2 separate regions of the Mus musculus genome follow, and region 1 is linked to region 2. Evidence: chromatin loops called from intact Hi-C (ENCODE). Cell type or tissue: heart. All regions are shown on one strand. Each heading gives the region's core, and the rest is flanking DNA. Links, peaks and the distances in the headings are about the cores only. Region 1 has its middle 41 kb from the start of Gm46768. Region 2 holds the start of Rbbp9 (retinoblastoma binding protein 9, serine hydrolase).

Region 1 (15,220 bases), core at 6,828-10,827, 91 kb after region 2:
ACACACCTTGGTCTGAAAATCATGTTTAGGAGCATTGTAAAGAAATTATGGCACAGATCTCATGTCTAATAGGAAGTTAGAAAATTTAACAAGTATTTTCTTGCTACATGTACAGAACAGGATTTATTCCCCCACCCTACCTCGGTGTCTATCAGGTAAAGATAAAGATATTTGGATGAATTGTAGAGTTTTTAAGCTACACTGGAAGAAAATTCTGGCATAATAATTACTTCTCAAGACTTTTCTATTTGAGCCAATTTGACTGAAAAATCATACTTCATTGCCATTTAGAAGAAAACTCTTGCAAGGAATATGTAATAACAACAACCAAAAAACCCTCCGTGATTTCAGAGAACTTGTTAAGAAATTACATTTTCTGCATATCTCAGGAGATTTAGTGCCTATGAGCCTCCACACTTGAACAGATGTAAATGAAAATACCACATTTCCAGGAAATCTGGGAAGAAATATGGCTTTTTCCTCCCCCAAGACCCCACTGTTTAAATAAATTTGTTTCTTGATTACATGGAGGGAAACTTGACAACATACTTGTGTCCCCCAAAACGTACACTTGAGTGGTTTAATATGAACCATTTATTTCTTGACAGTTTATAAAATAATATAGCATATAATTTATGAACCTAAAAAAAAAACTAAGGAAATTTATAAATCACACACACACACACACACATTTTTAAAACTCTGGCATAATTATTTTCAAAAGACTTGGTGGATTGGGATTAAAAAGTCCTAATTTCAAGAATATTTTGGGAAGGAAATATAGTATGCTATTACAGCCAGATAATCCTAGTATGCAAATGTGGATGAAGAACTGCCATCCCGGGACCAAGGCAGTTAGTTACTCCTGAGGTTAAGTGCAATGACTGCTGTCACAGAGAACGGGGTTCAATTCCCAACACCCAGTGTGGCTCACAACCAACCACCTATAACTCCCGTTCCAGTTACCTGGTGCCCTCTGGTGGCCTCAGAGGGCTCCAGGCATGCATGTGACACACGGGCATACACTTGGGCAAAACACATTCGAATACATGAAGTTAAAAAGAAAAGAGAAAGACCTAATTGTGTTTCTGGGCCACCTTTTAAAAAAAACTTGGATGTGTACATTTAGTGTAAAAACAACTTTTGGAGTGAATCTGGATGAAAAAGAAAATCAGACTGCCTAGCTGGGTGTTTCTGTTGGTTTCCCTACACTTCTATCTGAATTGCACTCCACAAAGACGTCAAAACAAGATTCTCTGGCTCAGGTATCAAAATGTTATTTAGTGATTGCTTTGGCGTTCACTGAAGTCACTTTGTGTGGTCGCTGGGCCAGGTAATTAATGTTTCAAAGGCCTGAAGAGTCTTGGAGCTATGCCCTTATCTTCCAAGCAGTAAGTTTTTGTGACCAGTCAATTCAGGATACCTAAGGGTTCCATTTCCTAAAAAAAAAAAAAAACGAGAATCACAGGTCAGGTTGCAAATGTGTAAAGAAGCAAAGTTTGCTAGACAAAAGGCCACCCAACATGAGATTGGAAAGGAAGTAGATAGAGTTACTGTACACTGGTCTTACAAAGTGCATTTTTCTATTTCGTGGAAGTATAAGAATTCTGCCAGTGACTCCTTCCCACCGTTTGCATTTTCAAAGAGAGTATAAGGGGTCAGAAGATCACTCCAAATAGGCTTTCAGAGTCAGGCTGGAGGGGCAGTTTGTGGTGGGCACATTCTATCTTTCTGTGTCTGCCTAAAGCCTCAGGTCTTGCATGTGTAAATCTTCTCCCCCTTGGGTGTCATCTGATGTAAGGTGAAGCATGACTTCTGGAGAAAGCCTTGGCCACACTCTGCGCACACAAAGCTTCTCTTCAAAGGACACCTGCTTATGTGCCATCAAAGCTGCCTCATTACTAAAGCCTAGTCCACACTGCCTGCCCATACACCGTCTCTCCCTTGAATGCTTCCTCTTGTGTCTGATGAGCCCAGCCTCGTGACTAAAGCCTCGCCCACACTCTCGGCACACATATGGCTTTTGTCCTGAGTGTGTCCTCTGGTGTGCAATGAAGTTTGACTTCTGGCTAAAGCCTCGTCCACATTCCTCACACACCATGGGCTTCTCCCCAAAGTGTGTCCTCTTTTGTCTGATGAGATTGGACGGCTGGTTGAACCCTCCACCACAGTCCTTACACACCAACAGGCTTCTCCCCTGAGTGAGTGTTCTGGTGTCTACTGAGGCGGGATTTTAAACTAAAGCCACGTCCACACACCCCACACACATATGGTTTCTCCCCCGTGTGCATCCTCCTGTGAGAGATGAGAGTTGAATTCTGGCGAAAGATGTGCCCACATACACCACACACATAAGGCTTCTCCTTTGAGCGCGTCCTCTGGTGGTTGACAAGGGTTGTCCTTTGCCTGAAGCACTGCCCACACTGCTTGCAAACGTAAGGCTTTTCCCCTAAGTGTGTGTTCTTTGGTGTGGGAGATGAGGTTTGATCTGTCACTGAAGCCAAGGCCACAGTCACTGCACACAATGGTTTTTCTCCTCTAAGTGTGTCCTCTTGTGTTTAACAACAGCTAATTTCTGCCTAAAACCTTTACGACACTCCCTGCACATGTCAGGCTGCTCCCCTGAATGTGTCCTTTGATGGATGATGAGGTTTGACTTCTGATTAAAGCCACGCCCACACTCCCTGCACATCTAAGGCTTCTCGCCCACCCGAGTGTGTCCCCTCATGAATGATGAGTGTTGACTTCCGGCTAAAACCTTGCCCACACTCCTGGCACACATTTTTTTTTTCTCCGAGTGTACCTTCTGATGTCTGGCTAGGCTCTTCTTTCCACTCAAGGCCTTCTCACACACCCCACACACATACGGCTTCTCTCCTGAGTGGATCCTCGGGTGACTAAGCAGATTTGTCATTTTGCTGAAGCCCAGCCCACACTCTTCACAGTTAACCATTCCAAATCCCATGATTTCTATTTGCTTCAGCAAAGTCTCTGGTTCTTTAATCCTCTCAGCTTGAGCTGGGCTGGCCTCCATCTCTACCCATCTGATGCCATTAGGGGAGCTGACTGGCTGCCTCTGGGGTGGCCTAGAGAGGGCTCCCAAATTCCTTTTCTTTGTCCTTTCAGATGAAGGCCTGGCACTTTCTCTCTCTCTCTACCTTCTGATTTATCTCTGCAGGAGCTCTTTCTTATCAGAGGCTTGCTGCTGCTTCTCCAGGACCCCCTGACTCAAGTCCCCTCGGTCAACTTGACTTTCCACACACAAGCATGTGAATATCAATGGGGAGTGATCACTTGGCATGTGCTGCACAGGGCATTTCAGATTGGTGAGATCTGGAGGGCACACATGACCAGGGCAGAGTTCCAACTTTGCCTGTGCTGCAGAGGAAAGAGTGAGTAAGAATAGATAGAGTCCTTGCAGGGACAGCCCAAACAGTCCTACCTAACCTAATGGTGACCTTGTCTTCAGTACTACCTTACCAAGACTTTCTTCATGTGCAGTCCTCCCCAGCCCATCCCTACATCTTGCATCTCCTGCTACGTCTAAATAAGCCCCATAGCCTTGAGACAATAAAAAGCACCACAGTTAACAGATGTGTGAACCAGACCAATACGCAACTCTCCACATTTATATTCATTTAAATAAAAATAGATTTTAAAAGAGAGAGAGAAGAGACACCCGGAGTGAAGACAGCCTGCATGGGCAGCCAGAGGCTGAAAGAGAACTCCAGTTTCTCTTCAGCCTCCTGGGCCACTAACAGCCCCGTGTCCCATTTGCCTAGGCCTTTGTCACTCACCTTGACCGGCAGCCTGTGAACGTTTCCTCTCTTCTCGCCTTGTCTCTGTCCCTTGCTCTAGCTGGGTGATGAGCTTTGGTTTTGAAAATGGAATTCCTGCTCACCAGAAAAGAAAGCTGTAGGTTAGGGTTCAGAAGGGATTCTGACGTGGCCTCTGGAAGAGACTCAAAGGCAAAGACTGAGGGAGGAGCTTCAGGGGCCAGTGCAGAGGGTTAGCAGTTACTCGAGATTAGCAGGACGACAGACTCAGACAAGCATCCACTGATTCTACTCCACGCTGGGTAAATGAACCTCTACTACAGTGAACTTTGACTGCCAAGCTGATTGGGTAGAGAAACACCTAGGAGATCAGTAAAGTGCCTCTGAGACTGGGGGGGGGGGTGCACAGAAAATTCACTGAGAAAGAAAGACCTTCCTTGAAAGGGGGTGGCCTCACCCCACAGGCTGGGCCTGGATGGAAGAGATGGAAAAGTCAGCACATACATGCTTATCCTCCCTCCCTCTCTCTGCTCCCTGGCTGCCATGGCGCATGCTGCTGTGATCTATCAGGCCCCATTACCACGGCAGATTGAAACTGTGAGCCAAAAGAAATAATTTCTCCTTCCATGCATAGCTGGCACACACCTTTACTCCAACGCTTGGGAGGCAGAAGTATGTGGATCCTTGATAGCTGGATTGTCCACTGTGGCTCCTGACAGCTATGTGCAAGCTGTTTCGGTAACAGGTACAAGGCTGCTGGCCATGAGGGCAAGGGGACAGAGAGCGCCTATTCTTCAGCTGAAACGACCTGTCATGTTATTCATGCCTTCCCATGGAAGCTGTAGGCTGAAGCTAAAAGTCTTTCAAAATAGGTAAGCCTGGCCTATTCCAGCAATCCAATCATTGTCTATAAGGGGAGAAAGATGCCTGGTCCTTCCTGTTATTTACTGTGAAGTCACACTCAGCCAGTAGACGGTTTGAAAAGGAACAAAAGAACGTGGACACTGTTTTATACTGAAGAACTGTGTGGTGCACTGTTCATTACTAAGTAAATAACAGATACCTGGGCTAAGCACAAAGGGACACTGAGTGGGGCCTGCAAGTGCCATCATTCAGACAGGACAGGAGCTGGACTCCAAGAAGCACCAGGAAGCTACTCAGGACAAGAGAAGAGGGCGTGTCCATCCTATGACGTCAGGACGACAGGAATCATTCCCTTGGCTCTCTGGAACCCTGGAGCCACCTTTCCCGGCCCCCCAAAGAAGGACAGTCTCTTGAAAGTATATCTAAGTAAGGAGAACAGAAATGAGAGGGTGTAGGCTGAGCAAGCTTTCTCTAAAAGGCTTGTGGGTAAAATCCCCTTCTAGGAAGGAAAGAGCAAGGTAAAGGGAAAAACAAGCAAGCAAGGGAAATCCGGATTCTTGAAAAGCAAAAAAGATGAAACAATACCAAAACACACACCATCTCTCCTTCCTCTTCAACCAAATATGAAAAACATATTTAAGCTTACAAAAGCATTTTCTCAAGCTGGGATGAGAGATGAACCCCAAAAACACTAAAACGTGTCATTTCTGCTTACAAACAGGAAGACATGTAAATAGTCACCCGTGAAAACTCGACCACTACACATTACAGGAGGAAATATAAAATGGCCCAGCCACAGAATAGTACAGTGACTCCTCCAAAAAAGACAGCATGGTCCACCATGCTCCTCAGAATGTATCTGCAAAGCAGGAAGAGCAGTAACTTGTGCAGGTCTGCGTTCACTTGTGTGAATAGCACTATCATTCACACTATATTCACACTGGTGTGAATAGCACTATCATTCACACTATATTCACACTGGTGTGAATAGCACTATCATTCACACTATATTCACACTGGTGTGAATAGCACTATCATTCACACTATATTCACACTGGTGTGAATAGCACTATCATTCACCCTGCTGAGGGATCTGTGGAGACTATACCAGTGACCTGTGTCTCCTCAAACCTCCACTCACCTATTTAACCATACATCCACGAAGCCTACCCACACCCGTTATTATTACGATATTTACAAAATGACATGTTCTCCTTTCCTTTTCCATCAGAAATTCATTAATTAGAATTCTGTAGGAACAGCTGTCCCATCTTCCTGTTTATTGACTTCAATTATTTATTTATGTCCAGATGGGTCCTTACCTTATCTTTGGGGTTACAATATGACATTATCATTTTGTTTTCTGCTGTTCAAATCATTGCAGCTTTAAACATTGGTTTGGGGTTACCTTTGTCTTAACTAATAAATGTGGTGCAAGTAACACTGTATGGCAAGCTTACATCCGAAGAATGCTAGACAGCTTTCACTCTTGGGAATCCTAAGATACCATCTATGAAGTCCCAACTACTCTCCAGAAGCAGGGGTTGGGGTTATGGTCAAGTACTACATACTATATGGAGAGGGTGAGACCAGGGGTCCTTGCTGGCCCCAGTCTTCAAGTGAACCCACGAAAGCATCAAAGATATTGAGAATATCATCTTGGTAATACTTAAATGACTACAGCTGAATAAATGAAGAAAACATTTTAACAAAAACATTTTCGTTTTAACAGACATGAATAAGCACTGAAGGAAAGTAGTAGCATGGCTGGGGCTCTGGAATTTTAACTAGGGTGATTAGAGAGACCTCTATAAGGTCACAGAATCTGAAGGATGTGAGGAGTAAGCATCTCAGACGAGAGGAGAGCCAGGACAAAGACCCTGATGCAAGACAGTCAGGCTGGCAAGGTAAAGAACAACAGATGCAGCTGATGCCAAGTGTCAGGATGGAGCAACAGAGATGAAGCCCAAATGTAAATGTGGTGCAGGGAGACCCAGCCTTATACAATACTCGTTTTAACTTTCATTAGGATGGGAAGCCACGGGGAAGGGTTTTGTAAATGGATGCCATAATTTGATTTATGGCTGAAAAGATCCTTGTGGTTTCTATCAGGGGAGGGGGGAACATAAGAGAATAAAAGAAGAGGACAAGAGATAGCAATGATCATTCCCGGACAATGGTGACACAGACCACAGAGGAAGCAGCAGGGGTTACAGGTCATTCGATTTCAGACTCGGCTGCCATAGACAGCTTGTAAAAAACAAGGAAGAATCAAGGATGACCTCAAGGACTTACGTCTGAACCTAAAAGGGCGTTGCCAGGGCCCTGCTCCCCTTTGAAGAATTAGCACAGGAGGGGAACTATCCAGAGAAATACGGAGAAGAGCAGGATCAAGTCAGATCCTTGACAAGGAAGTATCCTGGTGTGTAGACATGAAAGACCCCTGCTACAGTGTGAGAGTGGCAAGAGACGGACAGAAGATAGGATTCTAACTCACCGATTTAAGAGAGCACATGTAGGAATAGAGAGTGCCACAGCCAACCAAGTGCAAAGTGAGTCTGCAAAGACCACGGAAGCAAGGCAAATGCGGAGAGCCAGCTTGCATCAGCAGATCGAAGTTAGAGTTGTTAAGCATGGAACAGCAAGGCTCAGGGAAACAGGAGGAGGGACGCAGAAAGAGAAAGCCAGCACACAGAATTCCAGGTACTTCTCTCACCTGCCTTTAATCACAGATGTTATGGCTGGAGAGAAAAGCAGCGAAAAGCAGATTTCTTTAAACAACTGAGGAGGAGTCCATATGGATTAAATATTAAAACATATTAACAAGTTACTCATGTTGCTGGGTGTAACGACGAAATTGTACACATTAAAGTTGTGTGTCTTTTAAAATAAAATTGTGTGTGTGTGATGTCTACTGAAGTTATGTGCCAGGAAAGTAACTGAAAATTCCTTAAAACTATTCCAGCAGGACAAACTGTAAATGAGGATGGACAGAGGCTGGCTCCTGATGACCCCTGGGACTGAGCAGGATAAATGAGGGCTGAGGTAGAACACAGGAAATTAGTGGAGGTATAGCCTGCCTGAATAGACCCTGCAAAAACTGTCCTAGAGGAACCAGCTAGGGCTCTGACCTGCATCGGGACACCATGAAATACAAGATGTCCAAAGAGAGCAAAGGAAACATATTCCTGGTTCAGGGCGTAAAAGGGAAGGGCACCTGAAACTGGGCTGTCAGGAGCCCAAAGGTGCTGGGAGATGTAAGATGGTCCACTCTGCCAGTAGTGATGAGAGTCAATACTTCCTGGACTCTTAGAACATTCTAGAGACTGTTCCTGGCAGGCACGTTTTATTCTACTCTTCCAACAACTCAAAGTAGATACTACTGTCATTTTACACATGAGACTAGAGACACAATGAGATCAGGTCCCTGCTGAGGTGACAAAACTATGAAGTGACAGCTTGGGAAAACATGGCTGTGAAGACCAGAGTCCTTGGGGTTGTAAGGACTCCCAGTGTGTCCGCTTTAAGATGAATCATGATTAGTCACATGGCGACAAACTTGAATCTGGGTGGTAGATCTTTGGATTTTCCTATCTTTCTGGCTGTTTGGAACTTCTCCAAAATAAGACATTAAAATTCCATTTAAAATCCTAGACTTCTTGTAGTCACCTAAGTCTTTGGATGCTTTGAAAACCTTGAGCATGGGAGGTGGTGGCACACATCTTTTACTCCCAGGACTTGGGAGACAGAAGCAGGTGGATCTCTGAGTTCAAGGTCAGCCTTGTTACAGAGCAAATTTCAGGAGAGTCGGGGCTACACAAAGAAACCAGGTTTCAAAAAACAAAACAAAACAAAACACCTTGAGGAATGGGCCCTAGTTTGACTGCCTCCTCTCCAAGGCTCTAACTTGGGAGAAGGGGGCACTAAACTGAGTACCTAAAATCAGGCCAATATAGACACCTGGACACCTCAGCAAAGTTGGGGGGTGGTAGTACCCGAAGACCATCAGCTCCCCAAACCACCCAAAAATCCAGAGGCAGTCCCACCCCGCCACCTAGTAAGTATCAAACCTTAAAAGTTTCCTCACTCAAGCCTCACCTACATGGGGACTTATATTATGAGCGATCTCTACCAATGCTGGGATTTCAACCAATCCTGAACCTGTCCCCACCCACAAGAACCCTAACACAGAAGGGTCGAGCCTTGCATCCATCTATCCCTGGGGTTCGCAGCTGAAGCTAACACAACGCCCTCAGAGATGCGTGTCCATCTCACAAGAAAACACACCCGCACCTGCGTTCCCTCAACTTCCAGCTTCCAGTAGCACTCACCAAAGGACAAGGGATGCTCCAGCCTCCAGCTGGGGAGCACCTCCCACCCCTGTGCCCAGCAGGCACCAGGACTACACTACCCAGAGGGCTCCAGGCACAAGAAACATGCTTCCCAGCATGCCCCGCGACACCAGTTGTGCTCGAAAGGCGTGTAGCTCCCGTTGACCTCTGATCAGTCCCTTTCTGGGACGCCTGCTTTGCTTAAATGGAGAGTGGTTGCTGCGGCATCTGGATGCCCTCTCCTTCCTAAAATCGCGTTCATAAAACACATTTAAAACATAAACTCTCCTGCCACTGCCCGAGGAGCTGCACTCCCCGTGACCCCTGCAGAGATTTCCGCATCCGGTGCCAAATGACACCCCTTTCCTCCTCCAAACACAAACACACTGGCCGGCGGAAGTGGCGACCCATAGATGCTTCTTGGTTACTAAATGGATGAACAGCACTTTGGGGGATTTTCAGGGCCTTGGGCTGGGAGCCTGCAAGGGTTTGAAGCCAGTACAATATATATTTTAGGCAAAAGCTCCGAGAATGAGTTACAGGCACAGCTCTCCTTTTACTTTTTTCTTTTGAACCGCTAAGTTGCCCAAAAGCACCTTAACACTGAAGGGCTGTCAAACCCAGGAATTTTTCATCCTGGGATTCTTGTAGTCTCTAAGTCTTTGGATGCTTTGAAAAACGTTGATGAGTGTGTCCCAGCTTGACTGACTCCTCTCCAAAGCTCAGGGAAGAATAAACTGAGACCCTAAGATTGGGCCAACATGGCCACATCACCCCAGAGAAACCTGGGCTTTTTTGTGGTCATCCCCTGTACTCCTCAGGCTGGCCGTGATCTTCCCGCATCAGCCATGAGTAGCTGCGGTGCACAGCCAGCTCAGTCATCCTGAGCTGTGGACAAGTGCAGGATCAGATTGAGCAGAGCTGTGCACAGCATAGCGGTTCTCACTGAGTTCATGACCGTGCCTCTGGATTTCACTGAGAAACCATGAAGGCTGTGGGTGCTTGCTCAGAAAGGAACTGTATGGAAGAATAATGTTGGAGAACTGGCTGCTCTAACAGATGACCTCAGTTGGAATCCCAGCACCAGTTCACAACCGTCTGTAACTAACTGGACATGATAATCCCACAGATTTGAGGAGAAAGACCACTGACACAAATCATCATGGCCAAAGCAAAAAATAAAAAATAAAATAAAATAATTAATGCAAGCTTTTTTTTAAATTCAGGAACATGGGCTGTATTTCCATAAAAGTAGGGTTCAAAAGATCAGCATTGGAGATAAGAAAGATAAAGGTTTTTATAGCTCAGGAATAGGGGACTTCCTGTAGGCAAGTAGGCAGGGTTACAGAAGCAGAAAAAGTTGGTCACAACAACCTTCTGAAGCAAAGACATGGTTGCATGGTGGTCATAACAAGGTATTCATGACAAACCCGTCATACAACAGGTGGTCATAGCAACCTGCTGAGACAAAGGCATCTTTGCTGATTCCTACAACAGGCAGTACAGAACCACTTGAAGTTCAGGTTACCAGCAGGGCATAGCCCCAACTCTGAGAAACAGAAATCTAGTCATAAATAGGAATGACCCTAGTTAGTTTTTCCTATCAGATGGCTTGCAAGCCTAAGATGGAGGCAGGTTACTTTCTCAGACACTGCTTTAAATCACAACATTTTTGTTTATTCTTCTCATGATCTTGATGCTCAGACAAGTCCTTATATAACAGATAGTTTGTGAGAATCAATAAGGCCATAGATGAATATGAAACTTGAAATGATTTAGGCTTAAATGGTTTGTTATTCTTTCCCTGGGTACTTTCAGTAGAGTATTCTACAAAAGAAAAAGATAGCTACAATTGCCATGATTCACCAAAAAATCAAGTTAGTTGAGGGGTGGGGTGGGTAAAGATACAGCTTAAACAGTAGAGTCGAAGCCTGGTATAACCGTTACTTTTCTGTTGCTGTTATAAAAAAAAATAACATGACCAACAGCAACTTCAGGAAGAACGAGCTGCTTTGGTTTGTGGCTCCAGAGGGTTAGAATCATCGTGGTGTGAAGGCACACCATGGCTGCAGAAGCAGGGAGCTGGGTCAGTGGTTGAAAAATGGTAATGGTGTGTGATTCATACTGATGTCTGCTTGGACATACATCATGAATGTTTCAGCTATCAGTATTCTATCTTCTTGTAAAACCTTTTAACATAATTGTGCTAAATTGTAGACATATTTATAGTCTTTATACCCAACCAGTCCGTGTCCTTGTGCTGGCGTGTCCTTATGCTGGTGGAATTGCTTGCACATGCCTCAGAAGTGTGCTTTGCCTTATTGATATCTGAGACACACTTTATTATATGCTATGCTATATTTATATAAGATACATTTTTAGGATGTATGAAATTTACTCTGTTTTGACCCCTTCTGACTTGATGTATCCATGTCAAATACAATCGTGGCACAATGTCATCCTGGGAGAGAGGATGGAGTTTTTCCCTGAGAAATGGGCTTTGCCATTATTGGTTTAGTGTGCCTACACTTTTTGGTGAGATATCAAATAATTTAATTATCTCCTGTCGATGCCCATGGAAGTGGAGACTTCCCAGGGGCTGGGTATCTGTTTCCATGGTTCTATGCCCTTCTTTCTTTCTTAGTGTTGAATGCATGAATTTAGTAGGATACAGGTTTTGCTTTGTTTGTGATAGACTGAACACAGAGATTCCTTCCACAAATGTCCATGCTTAGCCAATTAGCTGTACCCTGAATCTCCACAGGATACATTTGAAACAATGTCTCTAAACGTGGCAATCATGGCACATGCAATTGGAACAGAAAAGCTCTTGAGACCCAGGCTGCCAAGTTGCTGGACAAAGGGATTCTATTAAGACATTTATAGGCTGAGCAGTGGCTGTGTATGTAGGTCGTTACTTCCTGTTGTACTTGGATAACTGCCTCTGAATAGTTAGTTCAAGAGCAAGCCATTAGGTTCTCACAGAAGCATAAACTCAACTGTTGGATTTTCTTTTACATGACTTGGTTTGGTTGACTAGGAAGTTGCAGAATTCTCTACATACATTTTGTTATTTTCCTCGTTGTTCCCAATTGCTGCTGTTAACAACACACACGACAACAGCAACAACTCATTAGTTGAAACCCCAAATGATTCTTCATCAAAAGAAGATTGGAATGAGCAACAGAAGTGTAGAATTCCTGTGAGAAGCACAATGAACCCACAGGGAGCATGAAATGAAGGCTGGCTGGCTGGTACGTGCTCAAACTGTTGTTCAGGAAAAACCCAAAGAAAGGACAGCAAGTGGCCCTTATTTCAGTCACAGCAGTCCTTGCTTGTCAAATAATTAAGCAAATGTGTCCCCTTCTGCTATATCTGTTAAGAGTCAGGAACTCTGAACAGTCCCTGGAAGCCAGAGTTTTGCGGGATCTAATTCAGTAAATTTTTTTCTCACCTCCAAACAGAGTCCTCTGTAACTAATCTCATAGCCATTCTATGGATCCAGAGTGCCAGGTTTCAATTCTTAATGAAAACAGTCTCCTGGTTTATAGAACAACACGAACATTCCAGAAATCCTTTTCAGCTCTGTGTGAGGTGAACACAACCCTTTCTTAAGTCCTAGTAGCTTTTGCTTTATAATAAGAGCATAAGAATACTTTTCACAAAGGCCATAATTCTGATATCAAATTCACTGCATTAAATGGTTCTATTAATGGGAAACAATTTTTATGAAAGTCCTTAACCCAAGTTGGGGGGAAAATAACAGAAATAAATACACAGGCATAAATAGGTTAGGTAGGACTTACAGAAACTTTACCTAAGCCCCGAGCTCACCTTCCAGCCTCACCTTTCCCAAGTGGTCTCACGAGCTCTTTTTGCTAGTGCATGGTTTGCTTCAAAAGTATGTCACGAGGTTGGTTAATTTTTACAATAATATATAGGGTTCGATAGATGCCTCAGCAGTTAAAAGTGAGCACTGTTCTTACAGAGGACTGACATTTGATCACCAGCAGCAAAAGCCGACAGATCACCACCATTTGCAGTTCCACCGGAATGTGAGATACCTTTGGCCTCTACAAACATGCGTGTACACACACAGGCACACACACACAGCACACACATGCATATTCACAAACACGGAGACAATTTTTATACTGTAAAATGGTTATTTTTAATTGGAAAAATATTTTTTAATAAACTTTAGTTCCTTAGCCAGGCAGTGTGGCATACATCTTTAGTCCTGGCATTCAGGAGACAGAGGCAGACAGATCTCTCTGAGTTCAAGGCCAGCCTAGTCTACAGAGCAAGTTCCAGGACAGCCAGGGATACATAGAGAAACCCTTTGAAGAAAATGGGGGCTGGAGAGATGGCTTAGTAGTTAAGAGCACTGGATGCTCTTCCAAAGGATCCAGATTCAATTCCCAGTACCCACATGGGAGCTCACAACTGTCTGTAGCTCCAGTTCCAGGGCATTTGACACCCTCACACACACAAGCAGGTAGAACACCAATGCACATAAAATAAGAGAGAGTGATTTTTTTTTAAAAAAATTTTTTTAACCTTCAATTCCTTAAAATATAGGATTTGCACTTTTGAAATAGGACGTCAATATGTAGCCCAGACCCATACTATATATGAGATCTTCTTGCCTCGGCTTTCTGAGACCTGGGACTACTCAGGGCTGCTACATCCATCTACTTTAGAGTATTTATTTGGAAGTAATTTCAAGCTTAACAAAGTAAGCCGCAAAGTGGGACGAAGGACTGTCCAGTGTCTACCCTGGAGCCTGTCAATGTACACGGGTAGACAAGCCCTTTCTAGGCTTCTCCTGCTTTCTCTCCGCACACATGCATCCATACTTTTCTCTGAAGTGTTTAGGGCTAAGTTGTGTGTACCACAGGTGTCTAAAGGAACCAAGCAAGGACTTCCTAAAAATGAAAACTTATTCCATGGGCACAGCAACCAACAACAGAAACCAGAATGCTGACGATGCTTTTTATCAGCCTACCTCAAATTCTGCTTTCCCAAGTGACCTGCTGGTGTGTTTTGCAACATCTTCAACTTTCTAGTACATTCCCGCCTGGAGTTAGGGGGAAGTTGTCACACTCCTAGCCTCCTGTATGAAACATTTCTGGTTTTTTTTTTTTTCTTTTCTTTTCTGATGGCATTTTAAAGAGCAGGATTCTTTTTGGTAGTTTAGTATTTTTCTTCCCGTATTTAAACTCACATTTTATCTTAAGCACACATTTCAAAATTATAGCCAGGGGCAAGAGGAGATGAATATAGTTAAATAGGAGAGGTGTTATCTTTGATAATGATTTTTCTGTAATAATAAGTGTTTTCAGGACTAGGGAGATGGCTCCTTGGAAAACGTGCTTGCATAAACACAAAGATCTGAGTTCAGATCCTGAGCAGCCACATAAAAGTCACGAAGACATGGTGGCCACCTGTAATCCCAGCACTCAGGAGACAGAGACAGAGGCGATCTATGGAACTGGCAGAGTGAACTGGCTGGATCAGCCAGCCCCAAGGACTGGGAGACCTTGCCTCAGTACACAGGGTGGAAATGATGAAGGAAGATGCCCAGTGTCAACCTCCAGCTTTAGCATTCACATGCACTCAGGCACACACACACACACGCACGCACGCACGCACACACGCACGCACGCATGCACTCGGGCCAAAAAAGGAACATTGGGACAGGACGGCTCATTGCATAGTGGCACTTGCTGCCAAGCTTGATGTCTTGAGTTGACTCACTGGACAGCATGGTAAAAGAGACCTGACTCCCAAAAATTGTCCTCTGAACCTCGTAAGCCACTCCCAAACACACAAATAAATAAATGTACCTTTAAATTTTTTTGAAGACACTGATTTAAAGATAGTGAAGTTATGACAAATGTTTGCTAATTTTTATAAAGGCAAAAGAGATTAGAATTAGGAGTTCCATCTCCCTCAGTGGAAAGTCCACATCAGAGAATCTAGCGCCTCCTTCTTCAAGGCTGAACTTTCGGGGTGAGCGCAGACAGGGCATTTGACCTCTTGGGGTTCACCTGTGAGCCTCAGTTTCTGCATCTATAACCTGTAACTTTGAGCTAGTAGAGCCTCTCTTTCTCCCCTCCTGCCTCACACTCACACATTTGTTTGTTTATGTTGTGTGGGGGTCGGAGGACAACTAGCAAGAGTTAAGTTCTCTCCTCCCACCATTTGGACTGAGATCAGGTCATCAGACTTGGCAGCAAGCGCCTT
Region 2 (15,220 bases), core at 6,805-10,804:
AATCAAGTGACTCCCATAAGACTTGGACAAAGACAACAATTTACTATATTCATCATTTTTACCAGTTTTTTTTTAAAGGAGTCCATACCAAAGTGGATTGAGAATAGCTTTGCAGGTAGGCCTACTGCAAAGCACAGGTTCATACTGTACAGGAGGTAAGTCTGGGCGTTCTTTTAAAGGAGTGAGGAGACAAGCCAAGGGCACAACCATTCTTGTGGCTTCAAGGCGGCTAGAAGGCCACACGTTCCAACTGAAACGCACACCATCTCGTTCTTCATTCTGCTGAATGAATTCCAGATACGTTGCCATGGTCTAAAAGGAAACTAAAGATAAAGCTTAATTATATACAAAATTCTCAGTTGATCTTCAAAAAAAAAGATGGTTTCAAGCCAGGTGCAGTGACTTACACCAGAAATCCCAGCACTCAGTCCCAAACAAGGAGATGGTCTTATAACATAGCATTCCACAAATACCCCACCAAGAAAAGCCCATCACTACAGGATAAAGGTAACTACCTTCTCTTGGACCCCCAAAGTTGATTACTCATCCTTTCTGCCTTAGTTTTCTACTACTATGATGAAGACCAGGACCAAAAGCAACCCGAGGAGGAAAGGATTTATTTCAATTTACACCACCCCACCCCCCATACACCACCCCACCCCCCATACACCACCCCACCCCCCATACACCACCCCACCCCCCATACACCACCCCACCCCCCATACACCACCCCACCCCCCATACACCACTCCACCCCCATACACCACCCTCATACACTATCCCTCACTCCCAAGGTGCTCAGGTGTTTTCTGTGTAGTGTCCATCATCTTCCAGGAAAGTCAGAGCAGGAACTAAGACAGGGGCTGGAAGAACACTGTGTACTGGCTCATTCCTAAAGACATGCTCAGCCTGCTTTCTTATACAATTCAGGACCACCTACCTCAGGGTAGCACTACCCACAGTGGGCTAGATCCTCATACATCAATCAAGAAAATGCCCCACAGGCCTATCTGATAGGGACATTTATTCAACTGAGGTTCCCTCTTCTAAAATGACCATGGCTTGTGTCAAGTTGGCCAAAAATAAAAAATAAAAAAAAAATAATCAGGCTACTTTCTCAAACCATCTCTGTAGTACTTGAAAAAAGTAGTCAAAAAGGTTAGAGGTTGAACTCCTTGAACATTTGTTAACTTGTATAGTTGGATATCACGAGTAATTATTTATTTGTGATGCTAAGGGTCAAAGGCAGGACCCTGTGCGTGCTAGGCAAACACTCAAGTACTGAGTTACAGTTCTGAGACAAGCCAATTTCAACTATGTGTCGAAAGGTAAGTCTCAAATTCTGTTTCATGATCCAACAACTTTCCTGATTCCCTTCCTTTCTTTATCAATCAAAGTAAATTCTGTATGAAATGCCACATGCCAAGAAACCTTGATTTTTGTTTGTCCCCCCGCCACCCCCACCACATTGCTAACTGTAGAGAACAGAACTGTATGGTGACCTGAGAATCCGGTTATTAACAGGAAGCAGCTTGACACTGAAGCATTTCTAGTGGGCATACCACAACTATGAAAGGAAGTTTGCTTTTGTATTGAGTCTCACCATGTTCTCCTTCCTCACCATGTTTGCTTATGATCATCCTTGAAAGACTCTTTAACAATTAAGTCTTTCAGACGAAGCTTTCAGACTCGGATAGCCCAATGTTGTTAAGCAAATGCATCCTACGTGTGATTGAAAATACATTGACACATGAGTGACTGAAGGTCAACTGAGCAAGCCAATCCGGAAAGCAAAATGAACTGGTCCAGGGGGTAAAGTGCTTGCCACGCAAGTCTGACAGCCTGAGTTAGAGCCTCAGATCCCACAAAAAGATGGAAGGAAAGACCTAAGATCACAAAAGTTGCCTATGAGTGGCTTGACAGGTGCACACACATGCAAATGACATGTTTAAGCAAGTAGACTGTTAAAAAAAGGAAAGCCAGAAAACTGAACTGAAGAAGAAGAAGAAGAAGAAGAAGAAGAAGAAGAAGAAGAAGAAGAAGAAGAAGACGACGACTAAACCTGTGAAATGAGAATGGAAGCATATTCTTGTAATTTCCATATTTGGGAGGCTGAGGCAGAATCAAGAGAGTACAAAGCCTCCTGGGTTACATAGGGATAGATATAGATATATAGATATATCCTGCAAATAATTTGGGTGAGGACAATTTTACATACCCAGAAAAGCAAATTAATTATTCTACCATACAGACTCTATACAACAAAGTCCCAAATGTCTGTTCCAACTGAAACTCTTAACACATCTACTTGTTAGTTCTGGCAAATACAAGAAGATAAAACCCTAACTACACAGAAAGCACTTAGGCGCCTGGGAGCGGGGGTGGGGGTGGGGGGTAGTAAATAAGTCACAGCACATTCTAACATCGCCATTTCCAGCAGTTACTTCAGCAAACCCCATTAAATAATGGTAACCCCTCTATAAAGTTCTTTACGTAAATGTATAAGTCCCCGAGTATCAACATATTAACACCTGCTCCTATTTCCCACTGCCTCCTTTCCTCGATTTATTCTAAACCAGCTTCTTAATCCTAAACACGTAATCCACAGAGGCTTTCAGTGAATTCATGAATCCTCTGACGTTCTATGTATTTTTATTAAATTCTATGTGCTGAGAAAAATGCTCCTATCAAACTCTCAACGAGTAAGGGTATCTGAAGAGGTAAATAGCCGAATGGATGAATGACTGAGTGAATGAAGAGAGAATGAATGAATGAGTGAGTGGATAAAAGAAAGGCATCCAATAAAATATCTTAGCCCCTCTAAGCTCTCCAGGACATAACTTTCCAGGACTTAGTAACCATCTGTAGACACAGTTAAATACCTAATCCTGTACTGAAGATCTGGTTTCTGGTTTCACTTATCACAAAGCAAAACTCAAGGTTTTCATGGGGATTCGGTCCTTCCGGATGTTCGAGTCACCACCACCAACACCCCAATTCCGAGGGCTAAGGAGTCAGAAACCGGCCGTCGGCTCTCAGGCACGGCGCGGACGAGTCACTCTGAGCCGGCTTCTGGGTCATCAACTCTCTCTGATTCTTCCCATAAGCAAGCCCACCTTGCCTCGGCCTGTCTGGCTTCGGCCCTCCTCCTATGCGCCCCTTCACCATTGCAGAGCCAGCCGCTCACCTGTCCGGAGCCACTCACCGGGACTGAACCTTCCGCGCCCCACGGACACCAGAGCTCAACTCCGGCTTCCACCGCCAAGTCCACCTCAGCTCACAGTCGATTGGTCACCGCTCCGAAACGTCATTTCGCGGCGCCATGCTCTAGCCAATCAGAGAGCGCTTCTCTGGCTGACCCGAGAAAGTGAAACAGTCAGAAAAGCTGCGCCTCCATCTTTGAATAGGGCAAGGCTGTGGTTTCTCACCCAACAAACTTTAGAATGTAGAATTCCTCAGGATACATACTTTCTTGAATATATCCTGAAATTTTTCTCCTTCACAGAACCTCGGCGCCTGCGGAACCGTCATCCAAATGCATCCAGCACTCCTCAGGGGACCGCCCTGACACAACATGACGTCTGTTTGCCTCAGGGGGAAGTCCCTCTCATCGCCTAGCTACCGGGAAGCGAGAAGAGGGACGCGTAGCCCGGAGTTGTCCGGAGAGGCCCTCAGCCTGCGGGAAGGGGCTAGGAGGGGACAGAGAGTCTCGGCCGCTAGTTGGTGATCTTTTTGAGCTCAGCAAGTGCGGGTGCGGGTCCTCTCTTCGCGGTACAAAACTTTCCCTTCTCGTTGCTGCTGTGGTTTCTGTGCTCAATAAAAACTGTTTCTGGTGAACATCCTCCTGCCATTCCCCAGCAAGGAAGTGAGTAATTGGGGATGGTCTTATTCAGACACTTAAGGAAACTATCAGAGTCCGTTTTGATGGGTAACACAGCTTTTTCTGTGACCGCCGCAGTCATTTTTACACTTTCTTACAAGTGGCAAAAATAAATAAATAAATAAATAGCAGCAAATTCAGCGAGTGTGTAGTGCCTGCAGCGGCCAGAAGAATCTATTGTGTATCCTCTAACACGGGTGCTAGGAACTGAACTCCAGCAGTATACACATAGCCACTCAACCAACCCTTCATCCCGCCAACTAAAATCTTACAGTTATGCTAAGACATGTTATTCAAAGAGTACCCATTAAATAACCCAGTTTCCTACTAATGCAAACTTTTCTTTAAGACAGAGCCTAGCTGTAGGTTTGGCTGGCCTGGAACTCAGGAAGCCCTGCTTTCTTCTATCTTCCTATGCCTCCTCAATTTAAAAGCACACGCCATCACACCCGGCTAAATCAAACTTTTTGACGTCTATAAATCATAGGGACTTAAGTTTAAATAGGTGGTACTATAAAATATTACTGTTTGCATTACAATCTTTAAAATAAATTTACATTTTCTCATCATCATAAACATAACAATGTTAATGATGGCATGTTTAAAACCTTAAATTATGTTTGGGAAATGCAGTTATCTCTTCCTAAGGTAAAATGTAAAATAAAATATACATGTTCGTTATATCTAACGCTGAAAAAAAGAAGTCGCTTTTTAAATAACAAACACTAATATGATTTTATTTGTCAAATATTTCCCTTTCAATTTTTGGACCTGGATTATTTCTACACTAGTAATTTCTGTAGAGAGGATTTTTTTTTAATTGCATGTTCAAAATATACAAGATTGAATGTCCTTACTTGGGGGAATTTAGAAGTATTTTATTTATATAAGAGAATACTTGCAGGGCAATAGTGGTGCATGCCTTTAATCGAAGCACTCAGGAGGCAGAGTCAAGGAGATGTCTGTGAGTTCCAGGCCAGCCTAGTCTACAGAGTTAATTCCAGGACAGCCAGGGCTACACAGAGAAACCTTGTCACGAAAAACAAAACAAACAAAGTACTTGTTTCTGTAACACAGATCTTTTAATTGGAGAAATATAATAATTTAACTTATTGTGACTCAACGCGGGTAGCAAGATATCCTGTTCTCTCACAGAAACAGATGTAAGTCTTTTCGTTTTCATTCTAGCCAGGCAGACACACTGACATATAAAGAACATACAGCTTTAGTTCTACAGTCTCAGCCCCAGGTCCAAAAAAAAAAAAAAAAAAAAAATCAGAAAGATTAAAGTTTGGTGCACTATAAAAGAAGGCACTGTTCTTCCCCTTTGGTGTGGCAGTCTTATAAATGACCGAGACGGAGAGCACTATAAACTAGATTTGCTGCCATTTCTTACTTAGGAGGTTATCTCTGTAAATTTTAGTTCCCTTAAAGAGATTACCAAATGGCTGGTAAAACAAAATTTCTGGTGGTTGTTACTATCAGTGGGAGGAGAGTAAACTAACCAGCCATGAGTAAACCAGAAAGAAGAACTGAAAATCATTAGAAAGAAAGCTAGAGGGGCAGTGCCCTCTACTTAGCGTCCACCTTCTAGGACCCAAGGGAAAGGAAACAGTTTAGCTTCAACAGCCTGGAACATGCTCTTCAGTGATGTGAACCCAGGTTCTCTCTGGAATCTTAGTGAAAACATGTAGAGCATGGCTAGATGGCTCAGCAGATAAAGATGCTTGCCTCTAGGCCTGTGGACCTGAGGACCATCCCTGGAACCCACATGGCTATTAAAGAAGAGAAACACTTCCACAAAGTTGTCCTTTGATCCTAACACCCATGCCATAGCACATGCACCTTCCACACAAATAAAAATAATAATAGATACAATAAAGTTTTTAAAAGAAATATTATACAAATAAGATATTCCAAACAATTTACTTAACTCACCTGTTAATGAGGAAACCAATAAAGATGTTCAAATTGGTTTTAAGAAAATCTTGGGCTGGTGAGATGGCTCAGTGTGTAAGAGCACCCGATTGATCTTCTGAAGGTCCTGAGTTCAAATCCCAGCAACCACATGGTGGCTCACAACCATCTGTAAGGAGATCTGACTCCCTCTTCTGGAGTGTCTGAAGACAGCTACAGTATACTTACATATAATAAATAAATAAATAAATCTTAAAAAAGAAAGAAAGAAAAATCTCATTTATAAAAACTTATATTCTCTACCACACAGCATTATATGACTTGTTATGGGCATCAGTTTTGTGTGTGTGTGTACCCATCAACTTTCTAAAGTTAATCTCTGTCTCTACCAAGCTGTAAAGTCCAGGTATGAAAGTACACATCCCTCAGATGACATCAGCACATCTCATAAAAAGCCCGTCAATCCATGAGATATAATTTCTCTTGTCTATTTCAAAATGTTTTACAGACTCCCAGCATATTGTAATGGTTAATATTCTCAACTTAGCTGGATTTTAGAACCAACTAGGAAACACCACTATGGATGTATCTAAGATAGCATTTCTTTTTTTTTTTTTAAGATTTATTTATTATTATATGTAAGTACACCGAAGCTGACTTCAGACACACCACAAGAGGGCATCAGATCTCATTACGGGTGGTTGTGAGCACCATGTGGTTGCTGGGATTTACACTCAGGACCTCTGGAAGAACAGTCAGTGCTCTTACCCACTGAGCCATCTCGCCAGCCCTAAGATAGCATTTCTAAACAGGCCTAACTGAAGAAGGAAGACCTACCATCTCCTATGTTGGGGGTCCAGGCTGAATAAAGTGAGGAAAGGAGGTGGCCAGATGAGTATTGGTTTTCCCTTTCTCTGTGGCTGACACTATAGACTAAGCCATCCTGCCTCCATGTCTTTCACGGCATATAGACTCTGAACTGTGAGCCCTCATGCCTTTCCACTATGATAGACTATGTTTCTCTAAACTGGGAGCTAAAGTACGCCCTTCATCCCCCAAGTTGCTTTCTGTCAGACGTTTTCTCACAGCAACAATAAAAGTCTACACAGAACAATATTGTACTGAGAAGTGAGTTGGTTCCGTGAGGAACATGATCAGTGTAGTTCCTGGGCCTTTCTGAACTGTTTACGGGACAATGTTAAAAGAATATGAAGCTGTAGGCTGGAGATTAGAGAGCTATAGGCAGAGATGAATGGACCGTCCAATGAGACTTTTGGAAAGTTGGAATGCCAATAGAAACATGAACAACAAAAGGTCTGCTTATGACGTTTCAGATGGGAGCAAAAACTGCTGAGAAATGAGGTCATTGGTGTGAGAGTCTGGCAAAGACCATTCATGGCTGTGTTCTCACTGTGTCCCGAAAACTCAACTGAACCAAATTCAATAGGGGCCATCTATCGGTCCACAATGTCACATGAACAGTTAATACCAAGTTCTGCTGCCACTCAGATGCAGGCAGGCCCTGGTGAGCCATGGATGTCATGGCTTCTGCATGCCTTCAACGATGGAACTGGGAACCCATGTTCCTTGGCCAGGTGTGGATGAAGAAGTTTCAAATGAGTATGACATTACATCTAGGCTGAGGCATGGCTATTGTTATCACATTTATTGTGGCTTATGATAGATTTTTAGCAGGAGGAAGTAAAAATGCAGTATAGGATGAATGAGAACACGAAAATGTTAAAAGATGCAGATTAGGGAGAGAGGGAGAAAGCAGCTTTAATTAAAAAGAGATTGACACCATTAATGGAAAACTTCCACACTGGGGCAGTAAGAAATGTGCCCGGAGGATCAGACTCCACCCATTAGGGTTTCGACTCCTAAAAGGACAAATGTGTTTAAAAGGAGAGAATGCCTCCACCCCTCTCAAGGGTTTACTGCTGGAACATGGCACCATGGCTCACCAGGGTCTGCCTGCATTCGTGTGGCACCAGAACTTGGTGTTAATTGTTCATGTGATGTTGTCCTTGCAAGCATGCCAAATATGAGTAAGAGGGATTTGCTAGGCACATTGGCATATAAGGTAAGTTGATGTCTGTGAGTTCAAAACCAGCCCAGCATACCTAATGAGACCTTACTTAAAAATAAATAAATAGGTAAAATGAGAGCACATGGAGGCTTGCTCTCAGATTCTAGAAAGCTGCTACCACTAACAAAATATGACCCGGTTGTATTGTTTGCCAAGAAGCCCTGAAAGGTTGTTGCATGAGCCCGTGAAAGTGGAGCTTCAGTGGTAGTGGATAGCATAGGACACTGGAGACACAGCTCATGTCCAGCATTCATGGAGTGGGAAGCAGAGAGGTCCCTGAAGCTCACTGGCTAGCTACTCTTGCTAAACCAATGAGCTCCAAATTCACAGATCTTGTCGCAAAACCCAAATGTAATGTGGAAATGAAGGAAAGAAGACACCCAACACTGACTGAATGTGGTGACACTCCTTTAATGCCAGCACTCAGGAGACAAAAGCAGGCAGATCTTTGTGAGTTCTAGGCCAGTCTGGTTTACATAGACAGCTCCAGGCCAGTAAGGGGCTACGTAATGAAACTGTCTTAAACAAATTAAGGAAAGTTCATTTGAAAAAAATAAACCTTCCTTAAAGAAGTATTGGTACAACTAATAAAAAGATAACACATTATGAGCACACTGTTGCCAGGACATAAGGGATGTGGAGTATGAGAACGCTGGAAAAGGGTAAATCAAAGATAATTAATATTTGATGGTAATTCACAGGGTTTGAGTTTAGCTGCCTGTGCTTTAGCCAGAAAATGCGTAGGCCTGCAGGTATCCAAGAACTACAATTCCCAGAAGTCCGCAGTGCAGGCTCTGGGCCGGATGTAGTCTTGGTCTGAGAGCTGCTGGTCCAAGCTGGGCAAGGGTCTCCCACGTCTACATTCATGGCGTCCCCCAACAAGGCAGTGATTGTTCCCGGGAACGGAGGCGGGGATGTGGCCACCCACGGCTGGTACGGCTGGGTGAAAAAGGGGCTGGAGCAGGTAAGGAATGCTAGCCCCTGCTCTTCAACCAGCTTGGCTCGGAGTGAAGAGAGAGGGAACGAAAGGCGAGGCTCGCAGATGTGGTCCGTATACTACCTAGCGAACAGCTCAAAAAGCAGAAGGCGCAGGTTTTGGCACTAAAAGGAAAACCTGTTTTACAACTAGAGAGAATGCCCCCTCCGCACCCCCATCGGCTGCCAGTTTAGATTCCAGACTTTCCAGATAATTTTATGTTTATATTCATTTCTTTGTTTTTAGTTCACTATGTGATATTTAATATAAACAACGGATTGTATAGTATACAATAAACTACCAAACTGAGATTTTTTTTTTCCTGTGCTGTCCAACCCAAGGTGTCTTTGTGTGTCCTGTACAATTGAGCTACACTCTCAGGACAAATAAGAACATTGCCCGTATCTTCTGAATAATCCGTCTGCTCCCTGTCCCCCCACCCTTATGACATTCTGAAGTTTATTTTGCTTCTTTTTAAATTATTGTGTGCAGGGGCACATCTGGAGGTCAGAAGACATTTTTGGAATTAGTTCTTTCTTACCTTTACACAGGTTCTGGGAATCGAACTCAGGTCACTGGGCTTGTACTTCAAATGCCTTGGCCAGCTGGGCTGCTTGTCTGGCCTTTTTGCTACACCTTTTAAAACTTAAAAGTATTTTTTACAACCATGATTATAATCATTAAACAACGGATTGTTTAATGTGGTTTCTTTGTGAACTTTATAGAATGAATGTGTGTGTGTGTGTGTGTGTGTGTGTGTGTGTGTGTGTGTGTGTATAAAATATATAATTGCACCTTAGGTGGTCCTGTGCCTAAAACTTATTTGTTGTTGTTGTTGTTTTTGTTCTTCGAGACAGGGTTTCTCTGTGTAGCCCTGACTGTCCTGGAACTCACTCTGTAGACCAGGCTGGCCTCGAACTCAGAAATCCGCCTGCCTCTGCCTCCCAAGTGCTGGGATTAAAGGCATGCGCCACCACTGCCCAGCCTGTGCTTAACTTTTAATAAAACAAAACCCTCTTCTATATCCCAGAAATTGGTTTCCTGCTTTGGCCTCTAGAATAGAATTTCAGGAGAAAAGATTCTGTTTGGAATAAAACTTCAGGGTTGTGACTGAAAGTTATGGACAAAGCTACCAACTCTTGGGTCAAGCTGAAAATGGCCAGTGGGATGGGATGCCCAACTTCCTCAGTGGTGTCTCTGTTCTTTTTGACCATCTTTCTGTGGAACAGTGTTCAGCTCAGGTCATTCTGTCCCTAGCACGTTCACTTAGGTCTTCTCTATAGGTACATGACTTGGAGATAAGCACAGATTGCAAGTGCAGGAACCAGTCTCTGAGGACTTCTACAAAACTGGATAGAAAACTATCATATGTGACTGTATATTCATCTGAAGCCCTGTAACACTACTTAATCTATTTCACATCATAATATTAGCAAATATTTACTGAGCTAAGCGAGGTCATATCAGATGTCACATTTTTAAGCTCTTTATTATAGCTTTTTCTTCTCCCTTACGTCACAGATTCCTGGTTTCCAGTGTTTGGCTAAAAACATGCCTGACCCAAGTAAGTCTGAAATTTGTTTTTTGAAAAGCCTCATCTGTTAGGTTTTGAGCTCACCATTTGCAGGGTGGGGCTTGGAAGCAGAAATATCATAGAAAAAGGACAAAATAAATAAACGCTAAGAACAAATAAAGCAGGGAGCTCGAGGTGGCGGGTCTAAGCCTACACACACACACACACACACACACACACACACACAGACGATTTCAGTAACAAGAAAAGCATCCAGGAAATGGTAAAATTTAACTTTTAACTTTGTAAGCTAGCAACTGTATTTTCCATGTTTAAATGTCCATAGACATCTTCAGGCAAGATTTAGGTGTTCTGTGTGAAACAGGTAAAATAAAGCCTCACAGTATCTCGTAGAGTTCCTGTGTATTTAAAATTATAAGATCGCCCTTTTTGGGGAGAGGAGTCCGTCCATGACTTGGTTCAGGAAAGAAGTCATAGAATTCATATATGGGTTTTGGAATGTTGTCAAGTGGTTTTTGTGCATTTTGTTTTCTCGGTGCTGGGACTGAACCCAGGATCTCACACATCCTATGCGAGTTCTCAGCCCCTGAGCTGTACCTCCAGCTGGGGTATTTGTTTGCCAAGTTTAAATTTTCACATTAAAATATCAGCATTGAGGCCAGTGATGATGGTATATGCCTTTAATCCTGACACTCGCGGGCTCAAGGCAAGAGGATTCTGGTTTGGGCTACACGGTAAATTTCTGCCTAGCTTATGCTGCACAATGAGGAGGCTCTATCTCACAAAAGAAAAATGGGTAGGAGGGAGACTTCACTTCAGTTGTAATGTATTTTTGTTTTTTAAGAACATGGTAGGTGTACAAGGGAGGGGCGGAGAGCAGAACTCTACTAAACCACAGGACAGAATCTGCTAACATAGCCACTTTTACTTAGCCTCCATTTAAAAGCTGTGAGCTGTTAACTTAGAGAGGCTAGGACAGCATCAGACTTACAGGCTGCCCCAGGTACCAGACTCTATTTTTACCCCGACCACAGTTACAGCGCGAGAGAGCATCTGGCTGCCCTTCATGGAGACAGAGCTGCACTGTGACGAGAAGACCATCATCATAGGCCACAGTTCCGGGGCCATCGCAGCCATGAGGTATGGTCCTGTTGACTTGCCACCCTGTGTGCAATGCAGACATGCTTGCCTGGGAAATAGCTGTGTTTCTTAAGTTTCCATTGCAGAGGAAGGAACCGCTGCTAACCTCAAGAGTGGTAACATGATCTGCCCTAATGTCTTCCTTGTTTGTTAAGGGATTGAAAGGAACTGGCTCCTTTGACCAGGTGCAGTAATCCTTTAAAAGCTTCTGTGGCCCCAATCTCGACTCTGATATCTCCCCTCCCCTCTTCTCTCCTCCTAGCAAGGCACAGTGATGTCATTGTAGCTCCTGGACTCTTCTCAGTGCACACCTGCCGCATCCTGCTCAGCCTTCTAGGAGGAACATCATCTTACGAGCTGCCTGCTCTCTCTCCTTGTCCCTCTGCTTGAATGTCCCCTTTTCTGGATGAGCTCTGTCCATATAAGAGCAGCCTTGCCCTACTGGGTCCCGTCTCCTTTATATTTTATTATCTACAGCATTTTGGGGGGGGTTTTTGTTTGTATACCCACAGCATTTTATCATCCGACACACATTGATCTCCTCTCTGTTCCTAGTAACAGATTGGAAGCTCCACGAAGATGGGACTTTGCCCACTGACAAGGCATCACAGTGCCTAGGACAGAGCCTGATATGCCCAACAAATACCTCTTGAAGAGTAGAGGTTGCTCTCCCTGCCCACCCATAACCCCCTAGTCCTTGGGATTCACATGTACACCCTTAAGTAAGGCTTCTATCAGAATCTCTCGCTTTCCCCATTAGCCTCTTGAGTAAGGAATTAGCCACCAGCTGTTTAAGATTGAGTTTTTTTCCTCAATTCTTATCCTGGTAACAAAGGCTGTTCCAAGCAGTCACTCAAGATACCATGTGAATTGTTTGTCATGGAATCTTGCCAAATTTTATAACCTTTTAGCTACACCAGTCAAGGGGATGGGGATAACGTGTTTGAGTACACATCCAGAAAATAATGGTGCAGTGATCGCAAAAGGGATGTTTACAAGTGTGCGGGGGACCAGTGCTGACCTCAGAAGTGGAAACATGATCTGTCCGTTTCTTCCTTGTTAACCAGCTATTGGTAAAGCTGTAATAGTTTTATGTAAGTCTTCTGAATTCATTAGGACTGTCAGCAACTTCCTAAGAATGGACTCCTAAAGTTAAGAGAGACAAAAAAAAAAAATCCTGAACTATCAGTGTGTAAGGGTATGAAGAAATAGGAAACTATATAGTCATAAGGGGCATGCTAGCTGACTTCATTATTAAGAGATATTGAGCCTTTTCAATAGAAAGTGCTAGAAACACCTTAACAAGCAATCAAACTTAGTATCATTGATATCGGACAAAGGAACACATGTCTCTGAAGTGATGGCAATGCTATCTTGGGGAAAATGTTTAATCTTGGTCCTACTGTGAGAAAACTAGTTCAGTTTAGGGAGAACAGGCAGCACTAACTGGTTTTGGTGTGATAACATCGCTAAGGTTATTCATAGGAGACACACGCTAAGATAAGTATAAAGTGCGGTAGCCTTAATGAATCTGGGTACTTCTCTTGTCTTCTGTGGATTTGATATTTCTGAGTAACCAGCTGGGGGAAAGGTGTCGGGGTCCAGCCTCAACACCGGATTGGAGTTCTCAACTGGAAGCAGGACTATCTAGAAGGCGCATAATAAACACACAGACAAATTTTGGGGTACAAACTGATAGGCAATTTTTCAAGGCTTAAAGTTGCACGCTCTCTCTGCTCTCTTGCTCGAAGCTTGAGGCTGCTCGCACTCTGCATTCTCCTGTGTTCTCTGCTTTTCTCAAACTCCTACACTCCTACACACCTCTGTGCGTTCCCCTTTCACTCACACACGCGCTCTTCATACACTCTCCTCACACTCCACACATACCTCACATTCTCTTCACTCATTCTTCTCTCTCTCTCTCTCTCTCTCTCACACACACACACACACTCTTCTCCCCACACTCTACTCACTTTCCACTCACCTCCCACACACCTCATGCGTACCTCACTCACCCTCCACTCACTCTCTCGCCTTTTTCTTGCCCCAGTCTTTTTTTGATACCCCAAAAGCAGGTAGAAAAAAAAAGACATTGTATAATCATTGCTAAATCAAATTCAAAAGAATAACCACATGCCACAAAGAATCAAGAATTACAATTGTTCCCCAGTTTCAAGCTTCCCCTATCCCCAGGCCTGTGGCCAAAATAATAATTGCAAACTTAATCATTATTTAAACTTTAACTTTTGACTTATTGTACTTTAGAGCTCAGAGCTCCAAGGTCAGCTACTTGCATTTTCCTGGGAAGCTCTAATGATAAACGACATGGGCAAAGCTGCCAGGCAGTGGCCAGAAGAGTCAGGTTAACCCTTAGCTCAGCAGTTCTGCTAGTTTTCTGCTTCTGCACATTGCACACAGTGACTCTCCTAAGAGTCCCAGTGTTTTTGGCTTAGTTTTACTAGTATATAGTTTTATGTATTCTATACTTGCTTATCTAGGAGATCCTCTCAAATATTGTGCAAAATTTACTTCATAAATTCAATAGTTTTTTCATTTCTCCGGGTCCTGATGTTGGCTCTATTTCACTTTCTAATAATTTCTTTAAACTTTCTTTGCAGGTTAAACATTAATCTGGAATTACTATTGTGCAGTTATTACATTGTTTCCAAGATGAGAGCACACAGCATGCACCTAGGCCATTAGGACTGTGCTGTGCCCCATACCTCAATTTGTAATTGTTTAATCATTACATCAAGGAACAACTAGTTTCACAGAATTCACCAGAGCAGAAGAAGAAATAGGAAAATCAGGTATAATACTAGAATAATTATTCACACCAAGGCAAACTGAAAAGCAGTCATGCACAAATGGAATCTATACAGCCATTGTCCAGGGCTAAGGTTAATGCTGTCCCCAGCGGAAAGGTTTATCTTCAAGAATGGAATTCTAGCCCTAAACATTTCATAGCACAAAAACTTCCTCAAAGGTCTCGCATCATTCCTCAGCCTACTCTTGGCTGAGCAAGGGCATCTGCAGATAATGAGCTGGTGCTCTACGTGTAGGGTGCTGTTCTAACTCCTGCCCTTAAGGGGCCAGTTTGTCTGGGAGTGGAGCCAAATGTACTACAACACAGATGAGAATGCCTCTGCAACGGACTGTACAAGTATTTTTCCACCCTTGTCCAGCTTTTCTTAAATTACAGTTCACAGATTATTTGCATTAGTCAAATGGGTTAGAGACTGCATGCCTTAAAACGCAGGCTCCTGGGCCTTAGTCCCATTACGCTCAACCACATGCCCTAAGGCTGAGCCCAGAAGTCTGAATCAGCATGGTGACCACCCAAGTGATGCTAACTCATAAAACGGTGGATAAATGCACATGTCAGAGACAGTGGTTGTGAAATTCTCTTGATGTTTTTCGTGTTTATCTCAGAAGCATACACTAAATACCTTTCTGTGAACTTGTATCAGGTGTGTTACTGTTTTTCAGATTTAATAACACCATGTATGATTGACACTGTCTGTCTCATTCCAGGTATGCAGAGACACATCAGGTATATGCTCTCGTATTGGTGTCTGCATACACATCAGACTTGGGAGATGAAAATGAGCGTGCAAGTGGTAAGTCTTTAGGACAAGCCCCTAGAAAAGCCCCTCCCTAAACACAGGACAGACTGTTCAAGTT

Evidence for each region. A loop is a pair of places that touch in the nucleus more often than their neighbours do. Peaks named below come from ENCODE experiments on the same cell type or tissue, not always from the same donor. Only the 100,000 strongest peaks of a DNase experiment are listed, where the experiment ranks them.
Region 1: a loop joins it to region 2, with 2.5 times the contacts of the local background. A loop is called at or near these places in 1 of 42 quality-filtered maps.

Annotation. Positions count from the first base shown.
Region 1 is chr2:144,453,152-144,468,371 of GRCm38, reverse strand. It overlaps the pseudogene Zfp133-ps and the pseudogene Gm38402. Among named protein-coding and RNA genes, the nearest start is that of Gm46768, 41 kb to the right of the region's middle. In heart, for the core only: no CTCF peak of the experiment used is centred there; a DNase peak (open chromatin) is centred at 9,081; H3K4me3 peaks cover 1,317 bases; H3K27ac peaks cover 1,084 bases; H3K27me3 peaks cover 319 bases.
Region 2 is chr2:144,544,310-144,559,529 of GRCm38, reverse strand. It overlaps Rbbp9 (retinoblastoma binding protein 9, serine hydrolase), which reads left to right and starts at 8,671. Exons shown (of 5, transcript NM_015754.2): 1 at 8,671-8,850; 2 at 10,384-10,426; 3 at 11,431-11,536; 4 at 15,071-15,156. The coding sequence starts at 8,752. Sec23b (SEC23 homolog B, COPII coat complex component) reads right to left here and starts at 3,301. Exons shown (of 20, transcript NM_001252544.1): 1 at 3,206-3,301; 2 at 89-323. The coding sequence starts at 309. It overlaps Gm34292 (a long non-coding RNA gene), which reads left to right and starts at 2,895. Exons shown (of 1, transcript XR_003953925.1): 1 at 2,895-5,155. In heart, for the core only: no CTCF peak of the experiment used is centred there; a DNase peak (open chromatin) is centred at 8,759; H3K4me3 peaks cover 1,187 bases; H3K27ac peaks cover 875 bases.